Regions from separate parts of the Homo sapiens genome. Here region 2 is linked to region 1. Evidence: chromatin contacts called from ENCODE Hi-C or POLR2A ChIA-PET data. All regions are on one chromosome and are shown on one strand. Each heading gives the region's core, a stretch centred on a gene start or an enhancer-like site at or near the end of the contact. The rest is flanking DNA. Distances are from core to core; before and after follow the strand shown. Region 1 overlaps EHHADH (enoyl-CoA hydratase and 3-hydroxyacyl CoA dehydrogenase). Region 2 overlaps EHHADH-AS1 (EHHADH antisense RNA 1).

Evidence for each region. Hi-C counts contacts between places; a loop is a spot of excess contacts on that map. ChIA-PET counts read pairs that join two places held with the same protein, here RNA polymerase II (POLR2A). Pooled maps may share reads with other maps.
Region 2: a map of MCF 10A shows a loop between it and region 1 (13-fold over the local background). The contact joins two enhancer-like sites. A Hi-C loop is called at or near these places in 2 of 168 maps with a recorded cell type or tissue (MCF 10A and endothelial cell of umbilical vein), 3 of 37 single-sample maps with no recorded cell type and 6 of 50 pooled maps. POLR2A ChIA-PET finds 5 or more read pairs at or near these places in 2 of 52 experiments (HEK293T and RWPE1).

What each region holds. Positions count from the first base shown.
Region 1 is chr3:185,212,348-185,219,736 of GRCh38, reverse strand. It overlaps EHHADH (enoyl-CoA hydratase and 3-hydroxyacyl CoA dehydrogenase), which reads left to right. Exons shown (of 7, transcript NM_001966.4): 5 at 1,497-1,601. Among named protein-coding and RNA genes, the nearest start is that of MIR5588, 37 kb to the left of the region's middle. Within about 2 kb of position 2,961, at least 4 of the 41 ENCODE cell types and tissues checked have a DNase peak (open chromatin) inside an H3K27ac peak, as active enhancers do.
Region 2 is chr3:185,171,581-185,178,969 of GRCh38, reverse strand. EHHADH-AS1 (EHHADH antisense RNA 1) reads right to left here. Exons shown (of 7, transcript NR_038990.1): 2 at 1,532-1,650. Among named protein-coding and RNA genes, the nearest start is that of EHHADH-AS1, 12 kb to the right of the region's middle. RefSeq lists enhancers at 2,711-3,235, 3,195-3,489, 3,236-3,760. Within about 2 kb of position 3,394, at least 16 of the 41 ENCODE cell types and tissues checked have a DNase peak (open chromatin) inside an H3K27ac peak, as active enhancers do.

The DNA.
Region 1 (7,389 bases), core at 1,712-4,211:
ACCAAGATGGATTTGATGGTTGCTTTTCAGAAGGCAAGATGGTACTGGCAAGAAAGCAAGCGATGTGTCACTGTCTTCTTCCTTCTGACCCTGGGGTAGGGGATGCTGATGTCCCCTACCTCTTACCTCAGAATATGCAGATCAAATTGCATATTTACAACTGGTGAAGAACTGTCAAGGCAAATTTAGGAACGGTGCAAACCCTCATCAAACTTCTATATCTCCTATTGCTGACATTCTGTACTGGAGGATGCCAATGGCATGATTGGATGCTAAGTATACCAGCACCACCACTGCCAGACACTAGATATTGGCACCTGTGAAATGAGATTTAACCTGTCGCTGCTGCTTAGTGTCACTAACTCCAAGCTAAAAACCCTCAACAGAGCACTCAGTTCACTAACTGGGGTCATGGGCCACACTCCAGCTGCCACAGTCAAATTGTCAATTGTCTAATCATCTGTGTCCTTTTCAGCTTCTGTAGTAGAAGGCAGGGCTTCAAAGCTCACACAATAGCAATTCCACAAACTAAGGGAGGAGCTGAGATGCTGGGTAGCCAAAAACTGGCAGAAATCCATCCCATTTGTCCTAGGTAATTTTAATTATACCTTATAGAATGTCAACTTAATTTTTTTCTCATTGAGTTAACTATATTTATGTCTGGGGACTATCTTTTTTTTAAATTTTCTCTCTCTCTCTTTTTCTTTGTTTTTGGAGATGGAGTCTATCTCTTTTGCCCAGGCTGGAGTGCAGTGGTGTGATCTCAGCCCACTGTAATCTCCACCTCCTGGGTTCAAGCGATTCTCCTGCCTCAGCCTCCTGAGTAGCTGGGATTACAGGTGCCCACTACCATGCCCAGTTAATTTTTGTATTTGTAGTAGAGACAGGGTTTCACCATGTTGGCCAGGCTGGTCTCGAACTCCTGACCTCAGGTGATCCACCCGCCTTGGCCTCCCAAAGTGCTGGGATTACAGGCGTGAGCCACCGTGCCCGGTCCTTTTTTTTTTTTAACCATCCACAGCCAATGGGGTGTGCTAGGGATAAGGTAGATACTATATATTACTCTGCTGCTGCTACTTCTATTATTATTATAAAAAACTAAACATCTCACATTTCTATAGAGATCTGTAGTTCATAAAGTACTTCTATAGAGATTTATAGAATATAAAGAGAATCTGTTATTCTCACTTAATACTCAGAATTACTGAGATAAGCATAATTATTGCCATTTGCCAATGAGGAAATTGTGGTCCTGGTGCAGTTCTTCATGGTCACACAAATAGTGGAAACTAGAGCTGGAGCTTGAATCCAAGTTTCCTGGTTACCTCAGTGGTGATCTTTCTATTCTTTCAGTGAGTGTGGTTCTTACTTATTTTATTCAATAATAGATATTTATATCCAGACAGACAGCCTTTCCTACTAGAGAGAGTAATGCTTTTGCTTTAATCTTACATCGCTCTTTGATTTGTTGTTATTGTTGTTGTTGTTTATTTCAGGAAGACGTATTTTAGCAGATGAAGCACTCAAGCTGGGCATTCTAGATAAAGTTGTAAACTCAGACCCGGTTGAAGAAGCAATCAGATTTGCTCAGAGAGTTTCAGGTAAGAAGATAATAATAAAAATAGCCAAAGACTGTAAACAGGATACATGTTCATTTAAATAAGAAACTCCTGGCCGGGCGCAGTGGCTCACGCCTGTAATCCCAGCACTCTGGGAGTCCGAGGTGGGCGGATCACGAGGTCAGGAGATCGAGACCATCCTGGCTAACACGGTGAAACCCCGTGTCTACTAAAAAATACAAAAAATTAGCCGGGCGTGGTGGCGGGCGCCTGTAATCCCAGCTACTCGGGAGGCTGAGGCAGGAGAATGGCGTGAACCCGGGAGGCGGAGCTTGCAGTGAGCCGAGATCGCGCCACTGCACTCCATCCTGGGCGACAGAACGAGACTCCGTCTCGAGAAAAAAAAAAAAAAGAAAATCCTGAGGCTGGGTAATTTATAAAGAAAAAAAGATTTAATTGGCTTACAGTTCCGCAGGTTGTACAAGCATGGTACCAGCATGTGCTCAGCTTCTGGTGAGGTCTCAGAGCTTTTACCCGTGGTTGAACGTGAAGCAGGAATAGGCACGTCATATGGCAAGAGAGCAAGAGAGAAGTGTGGAGGTCCCAAACTCTTTTTTTTTTTTTTTTTTTCTGAGACAGAGTCCCGCTCTGTTGCCCAGGCTGGAGTGCAGTGGCGCGATCTTGGCTCACCACAACCTCTGCCTCCTGGGTTCAAGTGATTCTCTTGCCTCAGCAGCCCAAGTAGCTGGGAATACAGGCGTCCGCCCACCATGCCCCGCTAATTATTGTATTTTTAGTAGAGACGGGGTTTCACTATGTTTGCCAGGCTCATCTCGAACTCCTGACCTCGTGATCTGCCTGCCTCGACCTCCCAAAGTGCTGGGATTACAGGCATGAGCCACCGCGCCTGGCCCCAAACTCTTCTAAACAAGCTGATCTCTCATCAACTAAGTGAAAGCTCTCTTATCACCAAGGGGATGGTACTAAACCGTTCCTGAGGGATCAGCTCCCATGACCCAGTAACCTCCCACCAGGCTCCCACCTCAAACACTGGGGACCACATTTCAACATGAGATTTGGAGCGGACACACATCTAAACCATATCACAGGCTCTATAATTTACCGCAGTAAAACTGTGGGCCTTGAGAACTTCTGTCTCCGCAAACTGAGTTATGTCCTTCTCTCAGTGGTTTCTTACTTTATGGACTCGGGATGTTCCTTTCAGAGTTCTTTCAGTGGCACTCACAGAGGTTTTTTTGTTTGTTTCACAGTTTCTTTTCAGTCTATGGATGTTGTCATCTTTAAATGAGCAAGATGGAGAGGGTAAAAATAGCCAGAAAAAAATAATTGGGAAGAGTATTGCGTTACAGGCAGAACAGAGTGCTGGTCTCCCGCTTGGTGGCAGGCAATGGCCCAGTGTCATTCAAAGGCATTCTTTTGAAGGAGTCATTCTTTTGTTGACCTTGGCAGAGACCAAACACTTTCCTGAAATAATCTTTCTTTTTTGTGGCTCTAGCCAGTTACTGTTTCAATGTGAAAGTAAAAGCTTGAACTGGAGAGGGGAGGAACGATGGGGAGAAAATAATGGAGACCCCTAAAGAGAATCAGCAAGTCCTTGCCCAAATAGAAATAAATTTCCTACTATTTTTCTCGGCCTTTCAGGCAACCTTCACTGTGTTTTCATCATTGTGCTTCCCGAGGGGGCTTATTGTTTTGTTAGAAGTCACTTGACAGACACACAGCAAAGGCTATTTGCATTTGGAGGTCCCGAAATGATTCTTTGGTTTGCTAAAGGTAGACCCGTGTCTGTCATTCACATCTGTAGTTTTAGTTTGTAAAGGTCTCAATTTCAACAGGAAGTTCTTTTCCTTAAGTGATTTCCCTAGATTCTGATTTGAGAATTAAGTTACTTCAAGAAATAGTTGAGGTTCATGATCTAGGAGACCTGGATCCAGGTCTCAACCTTAGCTACATTTCTAAAATGGTCTGGTTATAACTTTAATTTATTCACAATTTAAAATTAATTGTAAACATTAAATTAAGCATTTTTACTTTATAAAACTTACAAAATAGTGTTTCATCTCAACGACATTATACAGTTTGTCCACTTGGTGGCATCCAAATATTGAGGCACCATTTGCTTTAAACCTGTAATTCACCTTTTAACACTTCAGGGCTTTAGACAATTATGTGTTACTATTTTAAATTATAATCATGAAAACTATATAGAAAAATGTAAAATTGTGATATAAAAATGTGTAGAATATAAATGTACATGTATTTGCAATTATACAGTATATAATCGTGTATAGAGTAATGATCATTATCTGGAGTATGTATGAATACAGATACAAATGGAAAGGAAATAAGCAAAAATGAAAATGTTAGTTTTTCTCCAAAATTTCTTAAGTGATTTTTGCTTTTGTTTTGTTTTATTCTCCAGCTTAGGATAAGTTAGTTTTCTCAAACATTTCTAAATTATTTTTGGTTTTGTTTTTATTTTTTCCAGCTGTATTGAGGTGTAATTTCTACAGATAAAATTCATGCATTTTAAGGGGGAGTTTGGTGAATTTTGGTAGTTGTTTACAGTTGTATAACCATGGCCACAATCAAAATATAGTTCTATCACCCTAAAAAGTATTCTCATACCCCTTTCCCATAAATCCTTTTTTCTTCCCCTTGGCCGCAGGCAACCAGTGACCTACTTTCTGTCATACTTTTATGGTTTTTTTAGAATCTCATATGGATGAAATCATGCAGTAGTATATAGTCTTCTGTGGCTGGCTTTATTTTGTATAATGTTTTTGAGAGCCATTCCTATTGTTGCATGCATTAATATTTTGTTCCTTTTTATTGACTTGTATTCCACATTGTGGGTAAACCACAATTTGTTTATCCATTATCAGTTGATGGACATTTAGTTTGTTTCCACTTTGGGCCTACACAAGTCTTTGTAGACATAGTTTTTCCTTTTTCTTGGGTAAATACCTGAGAATAGTATTGCTGGGTTGTAATAAGTGTATGCTTGACTCTTAAATGCTTTTTAAAATTTATTAATAAAAAAATCAGTGATTTAAAAGACACTAATTTTTGCCAAGCAGATCAGAACAGATGGAACAAATACGGTGAGACTGAGTTTAAATAAGCTCTCATTAGAATGCTTGTAATACATCCTGTCTAGAAGGCAGCTGGACAATCACTTATAGAGGCTTAAAATTACTCATACCTTTTCACTTAGTTTTTCTATTCTTAGGAATTTACCATAGAGAAATAATCACATAAATACACAAAGATTTGTATACAGTAATACTCACTAAAGCTTTTAGATTATCATAAAATATTGGAAACAACTCAAATATTTAGTTCTGGGAAATTAATTATGTAAAAACGATAATCTCAATGAACTGACTCCATTCAGCTATTACAACTTCCATTTTTAAAGAAAGTTGAAGAACTTGGAAAATTGCTTACATATAGTATTAAGAAGAAAACAGCCAGGTAGAAAATTTTACAAGTGTGTGCGTGTGTTCTTATATGTACCTGCATAAGGAAAAAACTATAAGGCGATGTAACAAATTTTCAGTAGTGGTTGTACTTGGGTGGTAGGTAATCTAGACTCTTGATTTGAAAAAAAATTTATCTTTTCCTAATATCTAAGTCATTAAATTTACCCCCTCCCCCAAAAAAATGGATGACTTTGGGAGGCCAGTGTGGAAAGGACGCAGTCTGTTAGAGAAATGGGCTCAGGACTGGAGGTCAGGAGAGACAGAGGTCTCAGCTTTAGCTACGGGACCTTAACAAATCATCTTTGGGGCTTTGTTTTATGTATTGGTAAAAGAAAGGGTTCAACAAAATTAGCTGGTTTCAAATCATGTTCTGAGACCTCACAGGCTACAGTGGTTGGGTGCTTAGTTATTTGTCCTTGCAACAACTCAAGCAAGGTTTTGGGGTGTAATGTGTGTTTTGGGGTTTAATGATTAGAATCCCATGGAAACCCTAGGACTTTTACTGTTTTTTCTTTTTTAAATGAGTTCCACTGTTTGAAATCCTATGATTTCTTGGTGCTGCTTTGTAATAGACAAACGCTGGAGATCAAGGTAGAGAAAAAGACAGATCAACCAAGGATTAACTCAGAATCTTGTCAACATTTGCCATTTATTCTCTTACCAAATTTATAATTTAAGGAGGCCTATTTATTTGCCTTTCATTTTCATTTGAGGTATTGTGCCTATCTTTTCTTTTTGTGCTTCCCCACTTTCCTCTTTTTTCTCTTTCTTTTTTTCTTTTTTTTTTTTTTGAGACGGAGTTTCGCTCTTGTTGCTCAGGCTGGAGTGCAATGACATGACCTCGGCTCACTGCAATCTCCTCTTCTCAGGTTCAATTGATTCTCCTGCTTCAGCCTCTGGAGTAGCTGGGATTACAGGCATGCATCACCACACTCAGCTAATTTTTGTAGTTTTATTAGAGATGGAGTTTCACCATGTTGGCCAGGCTGGTCTTGAACTCCTGACCTCAGGTGATCCACCCGCCTCTACCTCCCAAAGTGCTGGGATTACAGCCGTGAGCCACCGCACCCAGCCTCTTTGTTTTAAATACAGTGGTTAGTGTGTGGTCATTTAGCAGAACAAAATTGATGGATTAACTTGAAGGAAAGTTTCCACAAAAATTCAATATGTTAATTACATTAAATATATATGCATTTATTAGAAATCTATAGTTATGGAAAGCTAGAGCAATTGTCTTGATCTAGAGCCATGGTCCTCAAACTTCACTGTGCATCAAAATTGCTTTTTGGTGGGCTTGTTAAAGCACGGTTAGCAGGGCCCCACTCATTACTTTCTGATTCATTAAATCTGGGGTGGGGCCCAAGAATTTGTATCTCTAACAAACATGCTTAGGTGATGTTGATGCTGTGTTCTGGGGACCACACTTTGAGAACCATTGATATACAGAGAACAAGGGTAAGAAAGGAGATAATTTTTGCTAGTTTTGATTTTTTTTACACCTGACACGCAAACACTACCTATAGTCTTTTTTTTTTTTTTTTTTTTTTTTTTTGAGACAGAGTCTTGCTTCTTCACCCAGGCTGGAGTACAATGGTGCAATCTTGGCTCGCTGCAACCTCCGCCTCCTGGGTTCAAGCAATTCTCCTGCCTCAGCCTCCCAAGTAACTGGGATTACAGGCACAAGGCAGCACACCCGGCTAATTTTTGTGTTTTTAGTAGAGACGGGGTTTCACCATGTTGACCAGTCTGGTCTCGAACTCCTGACCCCAAGTGATCCACCTGCCTCTGCCTCCCAAAGTGCTGGGATTACAGGCGTGAGCTACCGCACCCAGCTGCTATAGTCTTAAAGATATTTTTGTAAATCAGTTATGAAAGGCATGGTTAAAATGCATACACATATGGTTGCACAACCTTGTGAATATTCTGAAAAACACTGAACTATACACTTTAAAGTGGTGACTTTTGTGGTATGCAAAGTCTGTCTCTGTCTTAAAAAAATACATGTTGAATTTTTGTATTCCCTTTTCCCATTTGTAACCATATTCCAATTATTCAGCCTATTCTCACTCCCACTGCTCAAATGTTTGCTTTAAAACAACAACAACAACGAAAGAAGAAGATGAAGAACATTTATTTAGTTTCTACTTCTTATAGGAAAGGAGGGAGAAAAGGGAATTTCCAATGGTCAAGGTTCCAATCAGCACTTTTGGAACCAATTACGAGTGGGAAGGGAGTGTAGAAGGTTAACATACCTAAAACGCAATTTGGGACTTAGCGGCACATTTCTCTACAAACTTAACACTGTATCCTGGTGAGTTGACTGT
Region 2 (7,389 bases), core at 2,145-4,644, 41 kb after region 1:
TCATCTCACTTAGCTCATCGATCATTCCCTCTTCCTTACAAAGCTTGCTTTGCCTGATTCCAGGACTTCACCAGCCTCTTTATTTCTTCCACCTCGTTGGTCTCCTGCTCAGTTTCCATTACTGGTTGTCTATCTCCCCCACCTCTAAATAGTGGAGAGCCCAGGGCCCAGGCCTTGAATCTCTTTTTTTCATGCTCCATACCTGCTGTCTCAGTGATCTCATTTAGTTTCGTGGTTTTCAATATCATCTGTACACAGAGAACTCCTAAATTCGTACCTTCAGCCTAGACCTCTCCCTTGTTTGTCTATTTGACATTTATGTTAGGATGTCTAGTGGATATCTAAGACTTAACATGTTCAAATTGAGCTCCTGATATTCTCCATCCCCCTTCCAGTCCTCCCCCAAAACAGACTTCTGTAAATCTGCCCCATTCTCCGTAAGTGATAGCTCCATTCTGCCATTTGCTCAGGACATACACCTTAGTGTCATCCTCAGCTCTTCTCTTTATCTCACTCTCCGCATCTAATCCATCAGTAAATCTCGGTGGCTCTACCAGCAAATATATTCAGAATACAACTATTTATCACTGCCTTCTCTGCTATCACTGGGTCCAACCTATTATTGCCTCTCCTCTGAGGCAATGGTGTCTTAACTGGACTCCCTGCTTCAGCCCTTGTTTTACTACAACCATATCAACACAACAGCCAGAATAGCTCTTGTATTCAAAATAGTCCGTGGTTTTCTATCTTATTTAGAGTAAAAACCAGCCTTTACAATGCTACAAGACCCTACATGATCTAACCCCATTAGCTCCCTGACCTCACCTTCTGAATGTTTTGCTCATTCTCTGTCCAAGCCAACGTGGCTTCCTTGGTATTTTCTGAACATGCCAAGCAAACTCCCACCCCAGGGCCTTTGCACCTCCTATTCTGTCTACCTGAAACTCACTTCCCTCAGCTATTGCACAGATTTCTGCCTCACTTCTTTCCTTCTGCTTTGAAGTCACCTTGTTAGAAGGGCTTTCTCTGATGATTCCGTATCAACAGCAACCATTCCCTTCCCCAATATTCCCTGTCTCCTTGATCTTGCATTTTCTTCATAGCACAGTTACTGTCTGACAATACTTTCTATGCTTCCCCCTCTAAAATATCAACTCCTTACAAGCAGTCATTTTTGGTGTTTTGTTTGTTGTTGTGTCTGGAACCTAGACCAGTGCCTGGACATCGGAGATGCTCAATATATTTGTTGAAGAAATAAAAATCTTAGTTTATACCTTGTCTTAGACTAGCCATTCTAAAAGATCCCACCTTGTGTTCTGCATGCTGGAGATTAGCCCAGGCTATGTTAGAACACTGAAGGAAGGCCGTAGAAAGATTGCTCATCCATCATCTGCCTCAAAACTACCTGGCACAGCTTAACGTAAGAAATGTAAAAGCCAAATTTCCATTGGTAACCTAACTTTCGCCTTGTCTACCCACCCCTAATTATAGAACAAATGATCCAAAAAAAGTTTGATGATTTGTGACTTACATTAAAAAAAAATCTCATAGTCCCAGCTACTCAGGAGGCTGAGGCAGGAGAATTGCTTGAACCCAGGAGGTGGAGGTTGCCATGAGCCAAGATCATGCCTCTGCACTCCAGCCTGGATTCTGCCTCAAAAAAAAAAATTTAAAGGAATTAAAAATCAAATTACATTTCATTGTACAATTTACAAATCCACTTTTTCGAGACAATAATATTACATAACAAAGAATATAAAACTCAAGAATATTTGTTATTAGAATGTATGAGTATTTGAAATATGAACTGTTACAGAAAACGTCTTGGCCATACCACTAAATTGTCAGTTACCCAACTGGCCCTCGGAAACATCTCATAATGTAGACTCTACGTTGGAAAATAAAACAAACTTAATGAAGCGCAATTGATAATCACTTCCAAGAACTCAAAGTATGGAGTGTGGGTTTCGTCTTGCTGTGTTTTGTTTTGTGTTTTTGCTGCACTGCCCACCAGATGGTGCTGTTGAGAAGTTTTCTTAAAAATTCTGAGTTCGGGGTCAACTATTAACTAAGTAATAGAATATAATTTCTATGTTCAATAGCGGTTCTCTAATATTGTTTTTATTACTTTAGACAAAATGTTCTGTAGGCTCCTGGAACTTGTGCATGGGTGGGATGCGGGTCAGTTTCATAAATAATAGGCAATGTGAGTCGGTGGAAATTGGAGATAGAATTTCAGCTGCAGCAGCATTTGAAATTAGTAGATTTTCATGATCATTATGTACTTGGCTTCCCAGAGTTAAAATATTATGTAAGATGTACACAATTTTTTGTAGCTCTTGTTCAGCCTACAAGAGTGAGCATAATAATACCATTTCAATTTTTAAAATCCAATTGCTTATTCTTACATGGTTCCTGAAAAGCTAGCTTTATTAATTCTTTAAAATATGGGCAAGAATTTTAAAAATAATAATTTAACAGTTGGATTTGTGGCTCTTTCTACACAGATATTTTGTCTATTAGTAAATTCAGGGATTTTTTTGAGTGTATGCTATATACTGTATATCACTGTAATCATAGTACGAGCCATTCATACAGTATAGCAATTAGTCTACCTGGCCATTTCCTAAGAGCCACTAATTTTAATGAGAAAATCAGTGAATATAGGTAGTCAGATTTTACCTGATTTGCTACCGTTTTAGAGCTTTCATGGAAATTTGAGAGTCAGTGACCTCTTTTATTTTATCCTTTGTGCAAATGGAACCTTGCCGTGAAATAGGCATTACACTTGCTTTTTCAGATTAAATTCCAGCTTCTTTACCTTTTACATGTTGACTCTATTTTCCATCTTTTAATCATTATTGTCACCAGAATTGGGACGAGAAAAGGAAGGCGCCATTTACATAATCACTTGGCTAATCATGTACATTTATTTACATAAGTTATAAATCTATCTGAGAGAATGAGAAGCAGACCCGGGGGGAGTGAAGAGCCTGGGGTGGGGGTTGGGACTTCCCAAAGGTCCTTCAGGGAGAGGGAATCTGAGATGTTAGCTTTCCGGAAGTCAGAAGAGCGTGGACAGCAGACATCTGGGCTTGAGGGCGCTGGGGCCTGCCTGCGGGGAAACACAGGCCACGAGATTGTCTCTGGGGAGAGCGAGAGAAGAAAGCGAAGCAGGCGGCCTAAGCAACACTCAATGTACTGCTTTCTCCTTTTCTCTCCAGCTGATGTTCCCACTTCCCAGGGCCTCCGCCGGGACGTGGGGATGCAGAGGATCAGCAGCTGTTCTGCTGGGCTGCTGGCAAGGGAGTGGCTCTAGCACAGACACCCCTTTCTTCTTCCTCGGAGGGAGCAGGAAGTTGCTGAGTGAAGCGTTGTTTCTCAACCTCTCCACCCCCCAGTTATCAGAGGCAAGGCTCTGTGTGGCCGTCTGTCTCCTGTTCCTGGGCAGGGCTGGGCCAGAGGACAACACCAAGATAAATAACCCCAGCATACTAGGGCCCTCTTTTACTGCTTGTGGACTTAGGCAACCTGGCAGTGCTAGCCAGATTCCAAGGCTAGAGGCTGGCTTAAGCGAAAGGGGCAATTTGGGGAGTGGTCTTGCTCTGATGCCCCAGAGCTGTTTGTTTTTGTGCCTCTAGTTAGTAGAATATTTGGAGCCATAATTGCCAAATGTGTAAAACCACACCGTTTTTGGGTTAAAGAGAGACAGACGAGAGAAAGAGACAGACACAAAATGCATCTTTAATATACCTTAAAATATGTGTATATGCATAATAATAATTGTCCTTTTTTCTTTTGTTTTCCTAAAATCAGAACAGGACAGCACACTCTCTCTGTCCACCCATCAAGTTCATCATCTGTGGATCACTGTATTTATCATTGAAAAAACATACACCACCCCTAATATTGCAGAGCAGCATTCTAAATATTCTGCTTGTATTAACTCATTTAATTCTCACAATACCCCTATGCAGTAGGCATTCCAGTATTATTATCACCGTTTTACAGATGAGGAAACTGAAGCACAGAAAGATTACTTTTCCAAGGACACACAGAGATAAACCCAAGTTTTTTGTTTGTTTATTTGTTTTTTGTTTTGTTTTTGATTTTGTTTTTGTTTTGAGACGGAGTCTTGCTCTGTTGCCAGGCTGGAGTGCAGTGGCGCAATCTCGGCTCACTGCAACCTCCGCCTCCTGGGTTAAAGTGATTCTCCTGCCTCAGCCTCCTGAGCAGCTGGGACTATAGGTGTGCGCCACCATGCCCAGCTAATTTTTGTATTTTTAGAGATGGGGGTTTCACCGTGTTGGCCAGGGTGGTCTCGATCTCTTGACCTCGTGATCTGCCTGCCTCGGCCTCCCAAAGTGCTGGGATTACAGGCATGCACCACTGTGCCCAGCTGTTTTTTTGTTTTTTGGTTTTTTTTTTACTGTAAGTTGTGGGATACATGTGCTGAACATGCAGGTTTGTTACATAGGTATACATGTGCCATGGTGGTTTGCTGCACCTATCAACCCGTCTCTGGGTGATAAACCCAAGATTTTAACGTGGGCAATCTGGCTCTAGAGTCTATGCTACTAATTATTATGCTATGCAATTTGTACTTATTTATAAATCACACACATATGCTACTGTAATAACATTAGTATATACCTCATGAAACACAAACATATACGGACATTTTAAAAGGCAATGTTAAAAATAAATATAAATATAATTTCTGATATTTTCTTCCTTGACTCCAATAGATTGTCTTGTAATCCCCCATTTTAGAGACCACTGTTTGAGAATTTGGAGCCCTGTGGAAAGAGCCTGACCACGACAGGCTCAGGGAACATGAGCTGTACCACTTCACCATTAATACAGTGAGCTTCCGATACTTTCCAGCACCATGCTTCCTTTTTAACACAACCAAGTTTTGCAGATGCTCATATAAGAGTTGTACCTTTAGGCCGGGTGTGGTGGCTCACGCCTGAAATCCCAGCACTTTGGGAGGCCGAGGCAGGCAGATCACCTGAGGTCATGAGTTTTAGAGCAGCCTGGCCAACATGGTGAAACCCCGTCTCTACTAAAAATACAAGAATTAGCTCCAGATGGTGGTGTGCACCTGTAATCCCAGCTACTCAGGAGGCTGAGGCAGGAGAATCACTTGAACCCGGGTAGTGGAGGTTACAGTGAGCCAAGATCGTGCCATTGCACTCCACCCGGGGCAACAAGAGCGAGATTCCGTCTCAAAAAAAAAAAAGGGGGGGTTGTACCTTTTGTATCTGTTGATTGAGAAAAGACACTATAATTGAAGCTATTGAGTAACACGTGCTTTCAAATGACTTGATTAATTACAGCGGCACCTACATAATGTAAAAAGTGGCCCACACATATGCAAGTCACATTAATTTTTCAGTCTACGTAGAATACTCAGTATATATATGGATTTGCTTGCTTCTTCTGGGTCCCCGGCGTGCATAACCTTTGTAGATGCTGGAATTTGTTAGTGTGGTGGAAAGATTTTGAGTTCACAAGCCAGTCAGAAATGAGTTTGAATTCTAGTCTCACATATGCGACCTGAAATAAACAACGAATTTTTTCCCTGCCTGAGTTTCCTTGTTTGTAAAAGGAGGATAATACATCCTTGCTTGTTTGTTGTAAGCACAGCTATATATAAAAAGTCTCGGATACATATTGACACAATAAATGGCAGCCATTATTCTCAGAAGCAGATTTACTCCGAAGCTAGCAAAGCTTACAGCTCTTGGCAGGGGCTCTTTCCAAGACTTCAGGAAGGCCCTGGCAATTTTGTGATTTGTAATCTTGTACTCTTTTCCTTAAAAAGGGCCCCTAAAATTATATACCTGTCAGGTTCTCATTGGATCCGCCGAATTACTGCTGTGCTATGCTTCCACTTAAAGGGAATATCTGAGAAACGAGGTACTATAATGACAGGTAAAGTGCCCCGCCCCTCTGATTAGAGCCAATGATGGGAGTGCATGTGAATTGCTGAGGCAGGTTCAGAGCCAGTTCCCAGAAAAAGGGTTTAAACAGCTACCCTCCAAGGAGAAGTGAAAGTGATTGCACTAAGTATTCAGCCTCATGGGGGTGGGGGTGTGGAGAGAGGGGCACTGAGAGGGAGCTGGGATGCTTCCTGACTCCCCTAGGCTCTGCGTAGCAACCAACCATGTCAGCAGGGGTGCGCTTCCCATGTGCCCTAGTCAGACTCAGAATTAAAATCTCTTAGTTGGGCTCTGAATAATGTCCTAAACTGGTGGTTCTCAACTCTGGATGCACAGAAGAACAATCTGGGGAGTTCTGAAAAAATACTACCCCGGAGATTCTGACTGACTTGGCCCAGGGAACTGGTATTTTTATGCACTCCTCAGGAAGTGTCAATGTACAGTCAGGTTGGGGAACCACTGCCCAAACTAGTACGTGCAGTTTCAGTAGGACAGACAGTGGAGTCAAAGCTAGTGCCCAGCAGTGGGAGAGACAGCAGCAAATGGCACAAATCTTTCTTAGGACTCCCGTGGGGCAGGCACTGTGCTTGGAACAAAGATGCCTAAGAGCTCTGACTGTCGCTGGCACACAAGGAATTTACAGTCTAATCAAGGTGTACCGGCTGCCATGATTCTTACAAGAGGGACTCTGAGCTCAGCTAGGATGTGTCAAGGAAAGCCTCCTGGAGTGACTTGAGTCATACAGGATAAAGTAATTATCCAGATGAAGAAAGGAAAAGTGGGGTTTAGGGATATGAATTACGATATTGCATTGAGTGTATTGACTGGGCTGGGGCTGTGGGAATGACATGAAATTCCAGATTAGTAGAACGAAAAAACAGTGAGGCAATGAACATTCATCAGCTAATGTAAAGGAGTAAAGAGACATTGGACCATGGGGCAAGCTAAAGGGGCAGCTGGACTGGCTGGAAATGTGCCAGAGGAGCAGCCCTGGGAGCAGAGGGTGATGGCACAGCTCTTGGGTGACCAGTGAGAACCACAAGTCCATCCAGCCCAGATGAAGCGCCTCTGCATCCCAAGCTGGAGAAGGAGGGGCCACAGGGCTCTCGACAGACCTAGCCCAAGAGGATGATAGAATGGGAAGGAGGACCACTTTCACTGGGATTGATTGCCTTTGGGGTCACATGAAAGGTCCATGAACTTTCCTTCTCAGGCACAGCTCTGGGAGGGCTGTTTGACAAATAGGGAGATTTCAGGCCATCCTGAAACTTAGCCCATCTCCACTGGCCTGGCACTGCTGTTTCCAAAACTACTTCATTTAGGAGCTCAACAATTTGTGTTTACTCTCAATAATATGTTTTGTTTATAAGTTTTTTCTTCTTCTTTTTTTAACATTTTGAACATCCATCTTGTCTATGATACTGCCCTGCATGCTTCCATA